2 separate regions of the Homo sapiens genome follow, and region 2 is linked to region 1. The links are chromatin loops, found by intact Hi-C in ENCODE. Cell type or tissue: IMR-90. All regions are shown on one strand.

Evidence for each region. A loop is a pair of places that touch in the nucleus more often than their neighbours do. Peaks named below come from ENCODE experiments on the same cell type or tissue, not always from the same donor. Only the 100,000 strongest peaks of a DNase experiment are listed, where the experiment ranks them.
Region 2: it touches region 1 in a loop (13-fold over the local background); 43 of 110 quality-filtered maps call a loop at or near these places.

Annotation. Positions count from the first base shown.
Region 1 is chr18:72,761,302-72,763,801 of GRCh38, reverse strand. All of the region lies in intron 7 of NETO1 (neuropilin and tolloid like 1), which reads left to right. Among named protein-coding and RNA genes, the nearest start is that of MIR548AV, 91 kb to the left of the region's middle. In IMR-90, a CTCF peak has its summit at 1,075 (motif pointing left); a DNase peak (open chromatin) is centred at 1,051.
Region 2 is chr18:74,116,009-74,118,508 of GRCh38, reverse strand. All of the region lies in intron 8 of FBXO15 (F-box protein 15), which reads left to right. Among named protein-coding and RNA genes, the nearest start is that of FBXO15, 31 kb to the left of the region's middle. In IMR-90, a CTCF peak has its summit at 1,335 (motif pointing right); a DNase peak (open chromatin) is centred at 1,338; H3K27ac peaks cover 313 bases.

The sequences.
Region 1 (2,500 bases):
TAATACATACTCCAAGCTGTTTCCTCCCCCAGCTGCTTTTCCATACGTGTTTGTGAGCATTTCCATTCAAATTAAAGATCAGGGAATGATGAAGAATTAATAAAGAGCAGAAGTAGGAGACCTAGAGGTGTGACTGTGGCTGTGTGGTGTGTGTATGACTGTGTTTGAATGTGTGAGTGTGTGTGTGAATGGTGTGTGTGTTTGTGAGTGTGTGTGTGGTGTATGAGTTTGTGTGACTCTGTGTGTGAGACAGCCTGTGGCTGTGCCCACACAGGCCAGCACAGAGCTGGGTGTTTTAGACGAAGCTCAAAATTAAAGAAGTTAAAATAATTTGAGGAAAGCAAGAAGCAAGAATGTCTGAAGAGAACAAGATGAGTGGACTGGGGAGGGGAGGTGAAGAGAGCCAGACCCTAAGTCCAGGGAACATGTGTTCCAGTGGTGTAATGAGTCTTTAGGAGAATATGATCAAGGATCACTTCGTTTTCCAATTTTTCGTGATGTAATATGATGACTTATTTGACGTTGAACAAATTACCAATGATAGTTTTATTAACCATAAATCATGGATAGTTGAAACATCAGTGTCTCAAATCTGCCTGTTTTTATTTCAATGTGTTTTAATATTTCTTGAATATTATTTAGCAGATTTCTGGATTTCAAAAAAAAAAACGAAATCTAATAGAATAAGCGTAGTGGATTCTGCATTAAAGTAGCTATTATAAATTAAAAACCTTTAAGTTACAGAATTGAAACAGTGTTAATCCACATGAGATAAACACTAAAATCGGAGGTACATCTATAACTAGACCTTTCACATTAAAAAACAATGTGTTCTATGATTCTTTATTAAATACATTATGTAAATCTACCTTTATTTTGAGTGTTGTGGCTTTATTTTATCTTCTCCTACATGACTAAAATATGTAAGAGATTTGTCGTCCCCTGCTACATAATTTGCTTATTTAAAGAATTAGTAATGTATAGGTTTAGGAGTTACTGCACATGCTTTCATGGTTTATTTTAATCATCCCCATGAGGGAGTCAAAAGCTCCTTCACTGAAGTCTGATGTAAGTTCGCCACCTTGTGGTAATAATGGGAATAGATGAGGGTTTAAAAACAGAATTCAAGAGTAATGAAGCAATAGAGCAAAGCAAAGGTGCTATGTAAAAACTATTTTCCTGATTTAAAAATCTGAAAGAGAAAATTAACTTTTTTGATTAACATTTCGTATTTTTTCATGCAAACTTATGAGTTATCCTTTAATTACAAAACTTTTTTGTGTGTTTTTAATGTATATATACATATACTTATACATAAAAGTATATATGGAAAATTTCTCCAAAAAAGGTAAATATAATTTCAGTAAATCCTAGAAATCATCACTGCCAACATTTTGGCTTTTGCATTTCTGAAATAATTTACATAAGTGCATTGGTATGTGAGTTTTCATAAATTAAAAAGTGTATTCTCAGTTTAGCCGGGCGTGGTGGTGCATGCCTGTAATCCCAGCTACTCTGGAGGCTGAGGCAGGAGTATCACTTGAACCCAGGAGGCAGAGGTCGCGGTGAGTGGAGATCGCGCCATTGCACTCCAGCCTGGGCAACAAGAGCGAAAATCAGCCTCAAAAAAAAAAAAAGTGTATTCTAATTTTTTACCCAACTTTACATGTTAATAATCTCCCACCCTATTCTATGTTCTTTTAAGAATTAAGAATTCCATCACTATAATGATTTCTGGACACAATGGAACACTTTGCCAAGTTTTAGTTTTTAAAATTTTAAGTGGTAAACAAGTAAGATTGGAAATATTTGGATTAAACAAAGTTAAACAGGCATATTTTACCTCATGACTTCTTTGAATCTTTCAGTGGGTGCAAGGCCCTGAGACTCACCAAAACTAACATACCATATTTCTTAGTCTTAAAGGTCCTCTCCTCAGCAAAATATTGTACTAAATTTTGTTTCCAAAGAATTTATTATAAAGTATTTGAATAAATGTTAACTGAAGATTATTTTATTGGAATTTTTAAATTAGAGTTAAGGTACCCATAGATAACATCAAAATCAGGATGTATCTACTAAATTACTGTGAAGATTTTGTTACTAAAATTATAAGCTGATACTGTCCCTGTTATCCAAGCCTCAATTCTATCGGATCATTTACATGTCTGCAAAAACATTTCTTTTAGATTGCAGCCCAAGGTTGAGAGCTATTCTGTTCTACATATGGCCTGGCTTGCTTTTCCAAGATGGGATCTGAATGTCTCTCTTAACAATTGGATGTTAGAAAATACCTGTTATCTTGATGGTCTCATTAAACTGTTAAAAAAAGAGTATCACAGCTAAATATCTTACACAGCTAAACCTTCCTCCTATTAAGTAGTACAAACACATTCCAATACGTATTTGTATTTTATTTAATATGCATAATTTATGTTTTCTGCTTTTCTTGTAGAATTGAAACATAGTATTTCATATTAGACTTGGTTGTAGCAAAGGC
Region 2 (2,500 bases), 1.4 Mb before region 1:
TCTCTTTCTCTCTCTCTCTCTCTGTGTATAATGTTAATAGACCCCTTGATGTTTATACAACATGTGTGTGTGTATATACACATATATATATATATGTGTATATATGTGTATATACGCAGGTCATAAAATCGTCAAGGGGAATATTAACATTCTGAATCTCAAAGTGCCGGGATTACAAGCATGAGCCACCACACCCTGGCCTACCTTTATGTGATGTGGTGTGGTGGCTCATGTTTGTACCTAGCAATTTGAAAGGCTGAGGCAGGCAGATCACTTCAGCCCAGAAGTTCCAGACCAGCCTGGGCATCATGGTGAAACCCGGCCTCTACAAAAAAATACAAAAATTAGCTGGGCATGATTACATGCACCTGTAGTCTCAGCTACTTGAGAGGCTGAGGGTGGGAGGATCGAGAGTTCCAGGGTTCAGTGAGACATGATTGTGACCCTGCACTCCAGCCTGGGCAACAGAGCAAGACCCTGTCTCAAAAAAAAAAAAAAAGAAATATGTATGTAGAATTCTGTATGTTGGGATCCATACGCATGTAGAATTATCCCATCACTCTATTCTTGAGGAGTTAGGACCTGTTAGGTGCTAGGTCTGTCTCAGTGGACTGTCTAGAACTTCAGAGAAGAGGGCTCGCCATTCACTATTGCAAACAAATACAGCATAGCGTTGATTAATTTTTATGTTTGCATTCCTCATACTTAAAATATGCCCTTAATAATGATGAATACGATAATAATAGGGAAAATTTTTGAGCACTCATTATAGGTTTCTGCTAAATGTTTCGTGTTATTTCACTTCCTTTTCACAGCACGCCTGAGCTGTGGGTACTTTCACCTCCCCATGTTATTGATGAGGAATCAGAAGGTGGTAGAGAGTCAGGTCTGTGTTCTGTAAAGCTAGTAGGTGGCACAGTCTGCACTCAGGTCCGCGCGACTCCAGAGCTGGGTATGTCCTGCTTCCTGTAATATGCTTCCTGTATATTTTTGCCTTTTAAATGATGTGCTTTTAGAGTGTATCTTCTTGTGTGTGTGTGTGACTGTCAGTGTATTTCCAAAGTTTTGGCACTGTAAGTGTGGTCAGGGTAGGCTGTTGACTTGCTGGAGTAACATTTAAGCCAATTTTGTGTTAACGTTAATAAACCCCTTGATGGTTATATGGTTGTTATAACGCATAAGAGGTTAAGTTAAATGAGGGAGAATGGGAAACTGAGTTAGGAATAATTGGCCTTTTGTGATTTTCCCCCCAGTAAAAAGATGACAAAGTAGGATTTCCAAGGTGGACTCAAATATATTTCTACTTCCCATGGTTGCACTACTAGGAGTCAGCAGAGGGTGCTGTTGCCATCAGAGTGTCTTTGTAACATTTTTAAAAGTATTATACAAATAGAATGTCCTCTGTAGTTTTTGAGAAACTCTCTTGTGGTACCATGTGGTATATTTAGTAAATTTCAGCTATGTCATTGCGTTTGGGTATAAATCACTTTGCCCCCATTTTTTAAAAAAGCCTTTCTCCCTATCAAGGATAAAATGTTCTGTCGTCACGTCTGTGGAATGTAGGTGGCTCTCTGCTCTCTTCATCCTCCGAGAGACCTGTGAAGCCTGGCTCGACGCTAACCAGGCAGGCTGTAGGGAGCTGCAGGAAGTAAAGGGATGAGGCTGGGTCTTCTGGGGTTCATCTATTAACAAACCGTTATTGAATGCAGGACATGGGCCACACAGAGGGAAGCCCTGCCTCCATGTGATCCCTGCCTGATAGGGTTAGGGACAGAGAGAGGCTTGGTAATCCAGGCACAAGCATGAGTGGGGAGGGGTGGCATGAGGGATTTCTGGAATGTTCTGAGGAAGGGCACACCAGGAGGAGCTGGGGTGGGGATGAAGTGACCAGTTGCAGTGTCCAGACAGGTTACTGGGAGGGTCCAGGCCGAGGTAGTAGGGTTGAGTGGAAAGGATAAAACTTCAACTATGACATAATTTATTAATAGAGCCAGAATTTGGTCATTCTGTATGGACATTTCCAGGATTCTATTTTTGAATAAGGGATTTTATGGATGCTCCAATTAAGTCCACCAAGTCATTGCAATCCTATTAAAAACCCCAATAGAAATTTATTATCAAACTTGCAAAGTAGCATCTAAAAAATCACTTTGGAAATGCACATATGCATATGAAATGGCTGAGAAATTTTGTTTCAAATTTTTAATGAGAAAGTATAATCTTTTCTATGTATACAGGCTACAGAAAAACAATACAATAAAAAATCATGTAGCCACCACAGTATAGAAATAGACCAGTACCACAAACTTTGAAGCAGCCTGCATGTCCCCAACCTGCTCTCATTTGCTTCTTTTCCTGCCAGAGGGAACCACCATTCTGTCTGTTGTGTTAATTGTTCCCTTGCTTTTCCTTTTTTTTGGTAATTAAACATCTTTGTATTGTGAAATGACACACAGAGAAATGCATAAGACAGATAATTGTAAAGAAAACACCTGTGTGA